2 separate regions of the Homo sapiens genome follow, and region 1 is linked to region 2. The links are chromatin contacts, found by Hi-C in ENCODE. All regions are on one chromosome and are shown on one strand. Each heading gives the region's core, a stretch centred on a gene start or an enhancer-like site at or near the end of the contact. The rest is flanking DNA. Distances are from core to core; before and after follow the strand shown. Region 1 holds the start of GRPEL2 (GrpE like 2, mitochondrial). Region 2 holds the start of TCERG1 (transcription elongation regulator 1).

The links. Hi-C counts contacts between places; a loop is a spot of excess contacts on that map. Pooled maps may share reads with other maps.
Region 1: a pooled map shows a loop between it and region 2 (12-fold over the local background). The contact joins the promoter of GRPEL2 here to the promoter of TCERG1 in region 2. A Hi-C loop is called at or near these places in 1 of 168 maps with a recorded cell type or tissue (naive thymus-derived CD4-positive, alpha-beta T cell), 2 of 37 single-sample maps with no recorded cell type and 11 of 50 pooled maps.

Annotation. Positions count from the first base shown.
Region 1 is chr5:149,340,893-149,346,748 of GRCh38, forward strand. GRPEL2 (GrpE like 2, mitochondrial) reads left to right here and starts at 4,607. Exons shown (of 4, transcript NM_152407.4): 1 at 4,607-4,724. The coding sequence starts at 4,648. AFAP1L1 (actin filament associated protein 1 like 1) reads left to right here. Exons shown (of 19, transcript NM_152406.4): 19 at 1-2,745. RefSeq lists enhancers at 4,290-4,915, 4,916-5,539.
Region 2 is chr5:146,443,396-146,449,512 of GRCh38, forward strand. It overlaps TCERG1 (transcription elongation regulator 1), which reads left to right and starts at 3,938. Exons shown (of 23, transcript NM_001382548.1): 1 at 3,938-4,013. The coding sequence starts at 3,955. RefSeq lists an enhancer at 3,601-4,308 and a silencer at 4,227-4,306.

The sequences.
Region 1 (5,856 bases), core at 3,357-5,856, 2.9 Mb after region 2:
TGAAGTCCTCATCTTGCACTCAGAGGCCCACTAGTTTGCCCTTCTATATATTAAGTAAAACCAAGAGAAATTAAGAGGATGATGGCTTCTTTCTGTCACATGGGTGCTAAACCTTTTACAAACACTTGATACTTCTATAGAGGGACCAAGGACCTCAAGTCCTGGGCAGTCTCCTTACTGTGCTACTCACTACTGTCTCAACACTGTAGTGAGTCTGTCTTTAACACATTTCCTTCCAATAAAGATAAAACCACTTAACTCTTAAGTGCCAGTGCTTAGCTCAAGAGGAAAGAAGGAAAATCCCAGAATAACCGTGGCCACTTTGCTATAGGGGTTACATATTTTAACCCACCTAAGGTTTTACAGACTTTAGCCTCACTCAAACTTTATCACCCTCTGAGGTAGCTGGAGACCACAGCAGGAAAAATAACCTGACCAGTAATCACCCACTGATTAGTGGCAGAGCGTAGGACTTAGGGGTTATAAGCCCAGATCCAGATAGGGCTAGGTTTGAGCCATGCCTCTAATGACCAGCTGGGTGACCTTGGGAAAGTCACTTGATTGCTCTGATTCTTGTTTTCCTTATCTGTGAAATGGGACTAACAATTGTTACTTTTCTCCCAAGATTGTTGGGAAGATTTAATAAGATAATATATAGTAGGCATCTTGCATAGTGTCTGAGAAATAAGAAATGCTCAGTCAATAGTGGCTCTCATTAGCCAGGCATGGTGGTACTCGCCTGTAGTCCCAGCTACTCAGGAGGCTGAGGCAGGAGGACCGCTTGAGCCCAGGAGTTTGAGACTGTAGTGCACTATGATCACGCCTGTGAATTGCCACTGCACTCCAGCCTAAGCAAATAGCAAGACCCCATCTATTAAAAAAAAAAAGTGGCTATTATTAGCTATATCAGAAATGTCTGACTCACAAGCCTGTGTTCTTTCCACTGAAGAGGAAATTACTTTTCAGTGTTCTTTTTTAAAACGTGGATCCTGAAATGTCACCTAACTCTCCAACTATGTCTTCAGTGTCTGTCATACTCTTTCTTATGCAGTTATTTTGGGGTTAAGTGTCTTTTCTCACCAACAGATGAACTCTCAGAGGAGTGGCTGGGGGTAATTAATAATTAACATTTATCAAGCACTCACCATATGTCAGGCACTGTGTCAGCCATGGCCAGCTTCACAGGCATGCAACCTGTGCAGTCACACAGGGCCCCATGCTTAGAAGGGCCCTGTTCTTGGTTTAATGCTCTACTATTGCCTTCTTAATCATATTTGAACAAGGAGTTCTGCTTTTCCTTTTGCCCTTTAAATTAGATAGCCAGTCCTGGTGCTAACTAACCACTTTTCTAGGTATTATCCCTTTAGTTTTCACTGAAACCCTGAGATAAGTTATATTGCCCTAGTTTTCACAGTTCAGGAAATGGAAGCTCACAGAGGTCAGGTAACTTGTCCAAGCTCCCATAGTTCTTATATTTACATGCTGGTGGAGCCAGCATGTGAATATAAGAAGTCTGACCCTAGAGCCTTATTCTTAATTTTAAAGCTCTATGTCATCCATATATCTCCCTCCCCTTGTACTGCAACATTCAGAAGCACACTAGCACTTAATAAATAGACGAATGAATGCATGGATGCAAGCAGCAACCTGGTGAACGTTAGGCAGCTAGGAGAAATGTAAGCAAAATGGCTAAGGCACAGATGCCACTTGTTCTTGGTTGTTAAAATGCCTTGTTTAGGCCAGGTATGGTGGCTCATGCCTGTAATCCCAGCACTTTGGGAGGCCGAAGCGGGTGGATCACTTGAGGTCAGGAGTTCAAGACCAGCCTGGCCAACATGGCAAAACCCCATCTCTATCAAAAATACAAAAGTTAGCTGGGCACGGTGGCACATGCCGGTAGTCCCAGCTACTTGGGAGGCTGAGGGAGGAGAATCACTTGAACCCGGGAGGTGGAGGTTGCAGTGAGCCGAGATCGCACCACTGCACTCCAGCCTGGGCAATAGCAAGACTCCATCTCAAAAAAAAAAAAATGCCTTATTTGGTTGTGTTTTTTCAAAGTGTAAGCCACAGGTCTAAGCCCAACACTGCCAAGTGTTCAGTCTGTCAGAATTCTACTGTCACTGTTTCCTTATTGCGGGATCTTGCATAGGTTTACCAACCTTTCTGAGCCTCAATTTTCTCATATGTAAAAGAGAATCATAATACCTCCCTAAACCATATCACCCTTTTCATAAGGCCAAAAAGAAAATATAAGTTATTGGTCATGACACATTTGAGTTGGACCTCGGATTAGATAAAAAGATGAAAATACTCCAGCTCTGTCCTCATGGAACTCAGAGACAAGCAGGAAAGAAAATGTGACCCAAATAACTACAGTACAAATAACCCATGTTATGACAAGATTCAGAGTGCTCAAGGAACACTTCCCATTCCCTTAAAAAAAAAAATTAAGGGACTATCCAGTAACTAAGCTGGCAACTCCAAGTGCCCTGGACCCCAGTCACCAATCCATCCTCTCAGTCTGTCAGCTTTCCATCCTAAATCTCTAAAATTCATCCATATCTTCCTATCTTCACTGACACTATCCAACTTAATTAAGTCATTCAACAAATACTTGAGTACCTACTATACTAGATGTCAGAAATCAGTGGTGAACAAGACAGACACCTCATGAAGCTCACATTCTAGTTGGAGGAAAAAACCTTAACAAGGAAGCAAAAGAAATAAAATACTAAGAAACTAAAAGGGTGCTGGACACAGTTACTTTACAGTGGTTAGGAAGGTCTCTCTCTGTTCTTCCAGGACAGAATATAGCCCCATCTTGCCTGGGCTACTGCAACATATTGCCTTCCCTACCTCTTTTCTTACACCTTGCAATCTGCTTCACACAGCAGTCAAAGTGACTCTTTAAACATGAAAGCCTTTGTCACATGTTCCCTGTCAATCTAAAATAATTTAAAAGGTCAGAATCTAGTTTAAAGAGAGTTTATTCAAGCACAAAGGTTGAGGATGGCCTGCCCAGGAAGCACAGAATGGAAAAATATGTCTGTCTTAAAAAAGATGGAAGTCAGTGTTCCAAAGTGTGAAAGGTTGGGTTCAGTGAGGTTTAACAGAATTTCAACATCTTTCTATGCAAGGCTTAATGCACAGTTACAATGATCTGAGTAGTTAAGGTGGTCTTTTTCCTTCAAGAAAGGTACATTTAACATCACATCCTGCAGATGTAACTGTCATGGGGTCAGTTCAGTTCAGGGCACCATCTAGTCTGAGTTAGGTGCAGGACAATAAAGGAGGCTGTCTATTACAAACATCAGTAATTGAGAGGGAAGAAATCTGGTCTCTGCTCTTTCCTAGTCATTACAGAACAAGAACAATGAGGAAGAGAATTAAGCTATAATTCTAAGAAGCAGAACTACAAAACATGCTACATGGACTCAGACCACAGCCACATCTCTCTCAAAGCTTCAAGTATTTGGGAGGTTCCAACAGCTTTTAGGTTTTATTTATTTTCACATTCCATTGCAATCAGAATCAGACTAAATTGCATTCAGCAAAAAAGTTTTTTGAAGCCGGGGGCGGTGGCTCATGCCTGTAATCCCAGCACTTTGGAAGGCTGAGGAAGGCAGATCACCTGAGGTCAGGAGTTCAAGCCCAGCCTAACCAACATGGTGAAACCCTGTCTCTACTAAAAATACAAAAATTAGCCGGGTGTAGTGGGCGCCTGTAATCCCAGCTACTGAGGAGGCTGAGGCAGGAGAATCACTTGAACCTGGGAGGCAGAGGTTGCAGTGAGCCGAGATCGTGCCACTGCACTCCAGCCTGGGTGACAGAGTGAGACTCCATCTCAAAAAAAATAATTTTGAACACCTACATTAGGGCACTGCTCAATGGGAATGAATAGACAATATCTCTGCCTTAAAAGAGCTTATATTTTAGTGAGAGGAAATGAGAAAATACACACTATTTAAAAAAACAATTCAGTCGATAAGAAGGGCATTAGAGAAAAAGACTGGGAGGAGTGATGGGCAATGGTTCAGGCTGCGATGTTTTAAACCGCTCACGTGATCTAGCCCTTCCTAACCACCAGTCCTGTTGCCCTCCCGCCTCAGTATATTTCAGTCCCTTACATGCAATACTCTTCTCTCTTTATTAGGCTTCTGCAGATGTTTCCCTCTGCCTGAACCCTTTCTTCAGCTCAGCTCAAATACCCCCTTCCTCTGGGAAAACTTTCCACAAGGCTAGATTTCTATTCTAGGCTTCCGCGACACCTGCCCCTCACCTTCAAACACCGCTCATATTCTGACTTTACATCCCGCTTGTATCTGTTTATCGCTCATAATATCAAGTAAGCTCCATGCGGGCACAGCTATGATCTGCTTTCTTTGCTGCCGACCCTGCGCCCAGCACGGAGACTGTAGTTACTACTAGGACCTCGCCTACCCGCGGAACACACTGAGAGCCGGAAGTGTTGCCTTAGCTCCGGACGACCGGATGGGGAACGGCGCGGCCCATCGGGCAACCGGAAGCATAGCGTTCCTGTCCGGAAGTCCTGAGAGGGAAACGCCCGCAAAGGCTGGTTTTTAAGCGGGAGCATCTCTTCACTCGCAGCAAGTGCGCGTGCGCTGCCTCTCAGCCCAAATTGGAAACATGGCCGTACGGTCGCTGTGGGCGGGCCGGCTGCGGGTGCAGCGCCTACTGGCCTGGAGTGCCGCGTGGGAGAGCAAGTAAGCATTGCAGGCGGGGAGTCGGGAGCGTGAGGACTCTGAGGGGCTAGCGAGCCAGCCGGGGTGGTTGTGGGCTGGAAGGCGAGAGCTATCTGAGCGTAGGCCAGGGGACCAAGCTTCTCGGCCTCTACGACCGTGCACTCACGGCCCCATTTTACAGACGGGGAAACTGAGGCCATCAGCCGTGCCTCTTTCTTAGGCCGAGGAAGGTAAGGAGATCCGAGGTCATGCATGGCCTGGAAGGTGAGAAGTCTCTTAAGCCCCCAAGGGAGGGATGTACCACTCTCCCGGCCTCTTCTCCCAGCCTGTGGTACCTGTGGGTAAATTTGGGTTCTCTCCCCTCACTCCGTGTGACCTAAGGCCAGTCCTTTCTCCGTTATCCGGGCACTGTTGTACCTGTCAGTAAAAGGAGGCCGCTGAACTTGTTTCTCCAAACGGCCATTGCATCAGCCTTCGGAAGACAAGTTCCATCGGCAGCTTTTATTGGTCGCTTACGAGGCCGACTGCAGAATTATGGGTGGTTCTTTTTATTATTACCCATTTAGTAGTTAAGGAAAGTGAGGTTTAGAAAAGTTGAGTAACTTCCAAACTTAAATATTTGGGAAGTGGTGGAACCCGGGCTGGAAACCAGTCAGGGCGTTGGAATCGGCGCTCTTATTTAATGAGCGATGTTAATTAATTTTCTCAGAGACTGTTGCCCCTACACTGTTTCTTCCTGGGATAGAGAATAAAAATAGTTGAGTACGAGGTAGGGTTGGACCTCTGAATAGTAAAGTAAGCTACGGGAGAATCTGGTAAATGTGCTTAACTACATATGTCACCCTTTTTACCTTAACACACCTGACCCAACATCCTACCCTAGCACCTAAGTGAGAGGTTGCATTCAGGGTTTCGGGACTTGGTTTTGCTTACCGTTCTCAAGTCTTTTTGGCAGCTTGTTGGTGATGTAAGGAAATGACCAGAAGAAAAATGGTTCCTTCTGGTAAGCTGTCTCCCTACTCCAGTTCTGAAGCAGTAGGAATTGAGATTGGCCACAACTCCCCAACCCTATTTCTTGGTCTAAGCTTTGGCCATTTTCCCTTTGAACTGGCCCTGAGAATTTTTTTTTTTTTTTTTTTTTTTTTTTTTTTTT
Region 2 (6,117 bases), core at 2,688-5,187:
TCTGGCTTCCCCTCTTTTCAGCTATCTGAATGTCGCCTTGCATCAGTCCTATCATCTGTCTGAGCCTCAGTTTCCTCATTTGTAAATTGGGGACAATACATCCACCTTGCAGGGCTGTTGAAAGGACTGGAAATAGTGTATGTAATGTACCTCCTATGGATTTAAGATAGGTGCTCAAAAATGGCAGTTATTTTTTTAAAGCCTGATTCTGCATTGGAACCAGTTCTCAAGAGCCAATTCTGATGAGTGTCTTCACAGCAGGACCTAAGCCCTGATGAATTAATTTGTCTGAAACCAACATTTTCTCTTCATTTCATCTTGATATGCTAATTTTGGGGGGTCAATAATTCAATGGTTACCAATTAAGCAAGGATGGTATTTGCTATTCTGTTCTATATAGTTGTGTACATTATCAGTATCCAAATAGTTATCAAGCTTTGACTATCGGAAAGTCCATTTGGTCTCTTAAAAGATGCACTGAATCTCTTCAATTCCTTTTTCATTTTGATTCAATAAAATGGTTCACTCTAGAAAAGCTGTGTAGACATAGTTCAAGTCAGAAATTTGCAATATGTTATAAATAACTATTGAGCCAAACTACCTGAATTTGAAGGACATTTTTATGGGGATACACTATAGCAATGAAATAATGAAATATATACATATATACACATATGATTATCATTACATGTGATAGATATACATATGTATATACTTAATCTATTTAAAAGATTATACTATAATATAAATATCTTAAAGTATATTTAGATAAAAATAACATAATAAAAACTATCAGATAATAAAATTTTTAATACCTGCAAGGAGTTTCTTCAACTGACAGTTTGTTTTCATTTTTTATTTGAGATGAAGTCTCACTCTGTCACACAGGCTGGAGTGCAATGGCGAGATCTCAGCTCACTGCAACCTCTGCCTCCCAGGTTTAAGCGATTCTCCTGCCTCAGCTTCCCAAGTAGCTGGGACTATAGGCACGTGCCACCATGCCTAGCTAATTTTTGTATTTTTTCAGTAGAGACGGGGTTTTGCCATGTTGGCCACGCTGGTCTCGAAATCCTCAGGTGATCCACCTGCCTCGGCCTCCCAAAGTGCTGGAATTACAGGCGTGAGCCACAGCGCCCGGCCTGTTTTCATCTTTTATATATGCTAGTGACTTATTTTCTATAAGCTTTCTATTTTGAATCTTTTTTTAGTAGGAATTAGTTTGTAATGAGCCATCTATACCAGTATTATTTTCAGAATATTGACCAGAACTTGGGGATACACACTGATGTTGAAAAAGGGATCTAACTCCCAACTTTTAGTCAAACTATAGTTTGTTCAAATGCCACACCTTTTTTTTTTTCTTTTTTAAGACAGTGTCTCACTCTGTATCCCACGCTGGAGTGCGGTGCTGCAATTACAGCTCACAGTAGCCTCGACTCAAGTGGGCTCAAGCGGCCCTCCCACCTCTGCCTGTCAAGTAGCTGGGACCACAGTCATGCACCACAATGCCTGGCTAATATTTTTGATTTTTTGTAGTGGTGAGGTCTCACCATTTTGCTCAGGCTGGTTTCAAACTCCTAAACTCAAGCAGTCCTCCCGCCTTGGCCTCCCAAAGTGCTGGGATTACAGGCCTGTGGCACCACACCCAGCCTCAAATGTCACATCTTTAACAAAATTTTCACCATGCTCTCCTCCAATTACTCATGCTCAGAACTGTGTGAAGCCTTTATCACAATTTATCATATTTAATTGATTTTGAATATTTAACTGGAATTCAGTGTAGAATGGTGTTTTTGAATTAAAATATAATTCACATACAATAAAATTCACCTTTTAAAGTATACGAGTTGGCTGTATGCAGTGGCTCACACCTGTAATCCCAGCACTTTGGGAGGCCAAGGTGGGCAGATCACTTCAGCTCAGGAGTTCAAGACCAGCCTGGCCAACATGGCAAAACCCCGTCTTTACCAAAAATATAAAAAATTAGCTGGATGTGGTGGCGGAGGCCTGTGGGAGCTACTTGGGAGGCTGAAGTGTGAGGATCGCTTGAGCCTGGGAGGCGGAGGTTGCAGTGAGCTGATATCATGCCACTGCACTCCAGCCTGGGTGACAGAGTGACACTCCCTCTCAAAATAAGTAAATAAATAAATAAATAGTATAGAATTCAATGGGTTTTAGTATATTCACAAAGTTGTGCAACCATCAGCGCCAATTCCAGAACATTTTTATCATCCAAAAAGACATTCCATATCCATCAGCAGTCACTTCCAATTCCTCATTCCCCTCTACCTCCTGGAAACCACTGTTCTACTTTCTGTCTGTATGTATTTGCCTGAAATGCAATGCAATTTCATCATATTTCATGTAAATGGAATCATACAACAGGCGGCCTTTTTGTATGTGGCTTTTTATGTCTGAACAATATTTCATTGTACAGTTATACCATGTTTCTTTTTTTTTTGAGACGGAGTCTCGCTCTGTTGCCCAGGCTGGAGTGCAGTGGCGCGATCTCTGCTCACTGCAAGCTCTGCCTCCGGGGTTCACGCCATTCTCCTGCCACAGCCTCCCGAGTAGCTGGGACTACAGGCGCCCGCCACCACGCCGGGCTATTTGTTTTTAGTAGAGACAGGGTTTCACCGTGTGAGCCAGGATGGTCTTGATCTCCTGACCTCGTGATCCGCCCGTCTAGGCCTCCCAAAGTGCTGGGATTACAGGTTTGGGCCACCGCGCCCGGCCTATACCATGCTTCTTAACCATGCATCAGCTGATGGTCATTGGGTTGTTACAATACTTTTTGGCTATTATGAATATTGCTGCTGTGAACATTTGTGCACATGTTTTTATGTGGATCCAATTATTTAGGCTTACAGTATTTAAGAGTGCTGCTTTGCTACTACGCTGACTGGGGTTAAGACCAGGCTCTGCTATTTAGTAGATGTGTGACCTTGGGCAAGTTACTTAACTTCTCTGTGCCTCAAGCTCATCTACAAACAGTGACTATGTTACCCACCTCCTAGCAATTTTTGAATCTTAAAAGAGTTAACGTACCTGACATACTTAGATCCGGGTTTGCTACATGGTTAGGTCCAAGTAAAATTTATCTATTAGTATTATTTTAATATTTTTACGACTTTAATAAAAGGGCTCATCTTCATTGTGCCTTTGAAACCCCAAATCCAAAACTTTTTTTTTTGTTAATTAGAAAAACTAAATAAATATTCAGAATTGTCTGGTATTCTGGGTGTGCTAATTTCAGACAAGCACATTTTGAGATCGAGGGAGACGTGGTTAAGCTGTAAATTGCAAAGAGGCTTGCCTTCGCCAATTTACCTTTCTTAATGCAGCAACTTATAACACCTATTGGCTTGCAACGGTTTAGTATAATTTGGGAGGTATTCTTGTAATTAATAATATATTATTTAATAACATGGATATAGAGCTGAGTGGTGACTTAAGACTCCTGCTACTGTAAAGCTAGGAAATAGCGGCTTTCCACAGCAACTGTGCAATCGGTTTAGGCGCGGCCCAGGTCGATTTTGATTGGCTTGCCCAGTGGAAATGCTCTCCGCCTGAGCTACTACTGGCCAATATGGCTCCACAATTGGCTCTCCTGGAAGCCGACAGACACGTGGCTACCGCAGGCTGAGCCGAACTTGGGAGGACTTAGTTCTGCTTACCGCGAGAGGGCGCCGGCGGTTCCTCACTGCTAAAATCTCATTTCCCATAAAGCCCCCGAGTCACCAATCAACTGGCTGTCTTCATACCGCTTTCAAAGTCGGCGGGCGCCTTGCCCAATAGCAAAGAACATATCGCCCCCATTTCGAAGATTGATGGAAAGTTTGACCAACCGCATCTCAGACTTCTGCTGTCTCCGCCTCTCTCGTTGGGGATTGACGATTTTTCTAGCCAATAGGAGACGTCGGGTCGGCGGGTGGATGAACGCGGCCCTCTGTAATGGCGGAGCGTGGCGGGGACGGGGGCGAGAGTGAACGATTCAACCCGGGGGAGCTCAGGTAAGGAACGCTGCCCTCCTTCACATCTCTGCTCACGAGAGCCCCAGAGGCTAGACGCTAGACCTGCCATGTGGAGATCCGGGGCGGACGGTGGGTAGCGGAGCCGGGCGGCCCGGGCCGGGACCGCATGGGGTTTAAGAAGGGGGAAGGGGAAGGTGGCTTGAATGAGAGCCGGGCCCGGGCTGGGCCAGGGCCTCCTGCGCGTTCCCTGGCTGCTTCCTAGTGCTTTCTTGGGGCCTCGCCGCCTCTCGCGGCCTGCAGCCCTCTGGCCGGGCGCGGTGCTCCCGCCTTTGGGCCCCGCCTCAGCCGCGTGTCGCCTCCGTCTCGGCCGACCTGAGTCTGTCCCCAGGCCGCGCTCCGCTGCGGGCCTGATTTTCCTCATCGACGTCTCTGCACTCCGCAGTTACTTTCCCTGTACCCCTCGCCACTTCTGGCTAAGCCTTCTCCACGCCCTCCGCGGCTCTTTGGGCTCCCCACGTTTGCCCTTTCATTTCATCCCCCTCATTGCTTGCCTTTCTTAACTTCTGTGGCTTTTCTTCCTTTTTTCATCCCTTTATTCCTTATTATCCTGTAGTTGTGAGTAACAACAACAGTAGCAACCCCTTATTAGGCACTTACCGTGTGCCAGTAAACCCTTTACTTAGGTTTGTCTCATTTAATCCTCACAACCACCCTTTGGAGTAGTTGCTATTAACATTTTGCAGGCCACAGACCAGAGGGGTCTTCAGTTGTTACTCGCCCATCTTACAGGTGAGATAACAGCCTCGTGGAGGTTGAGTCAGTAGAATAAGATTGCATAGGCGGATTTGTGGCTCCAGGAAGTGGCTTGAACTCAGGCAGTCAGGTTTCAGAGCCTGCAATCCCAATTGGCGTTCTATTCGTCTACTACTCATGCCATTTCCTTGAACAGTGCAGTGACCTTTTTTTCCCCTGGAACCTCAGTGTCTATGAGTTTGTAATTAAAATTTGGTAAAATGAGAGTGACCTGGAGAAATCTTTTGGTCAGTGGTTTTTGAGGAAAAGAGGTATTATGCTTTATGTGTATTTGGTACTTTGGTTTTTTTCTGTATGGGAGAAATGGCATTTCAGATGTTCAGCTCCCATTCTGAATTGTGCTGTTGTCAACGTTTGAAAATGAAAAAGAGCAGGGTAGATTATGAAGACTCTGTTGATACTGTCTTGAACTTAAGATGAAATTGTGTAAGGAAATGGGTATTGTTATTCAAGGTTTTAGAAGAGGAAAATGCCTTTCAGATTCTGTATGGTCGCACACACAAATCTCCACTTTGGCAGAAATGAAATTTTGTTTTATTTCAGAGATGAATCTGAAATCCTTTAAACTCCATATGTATACAGTATTAATGAGTGATCAAGGTGAATTGTCAGCATCTTTAAATATTAGCGATGCCAAGTTTATTCCTGATTTCGATCTTAAAGGGAGGTTACTTAGCTAGTTTCAGATGGATTTATTAGGGAACATTCTTTTGCATTTTAGAAAGTATCTTTCTAAAGCTTTAAAAAAATCCAAATGGCTTTATTAATAGTCTAGACACTGTTGCACAACTGATTTGAATAGAGCTTTAATTTGCAAATGAATTTGCCCTGTTGCAAATATTTTATACCGTAGCCTCTTGGATTGGAAGTTGCTTGCAGAGCATACTGTACAGATCTTTATTTTAGCATTTCTCATGAAATTAGGTGTGTATGTGGCCTCTTTGATGGCAGAAGTTGGGGCTTAATTTTTGCATTATATTTGTAACCTGAATGTACTTCATGGTGTGTCTGTCATAACCGCCTGGCAAATGAGATGTTCTGTAGTTATGTTGTAAATAAATGAAGATAGGAGATTTAAAGATACTTCACTTATTGGGCCGACATTTATTGTGTGCTACATGACAGTTGCTGACCTAGGTGCTGGTAATAGTGCCCTGAACCAGACCGAAAAAAGAGGTTTGTCCTGCAGGAGCTTCCAGCTTAAGTAAGAGCCATCTAAATTGTAAATGAAATCAACCACATCAAATGATTAAATCTGCCTGTAAGTGTGAAGTGACTTACACAAGGTCACTGGGTAGTTGGCAGGGTCTGGACTAAACCTCAGGTCTCC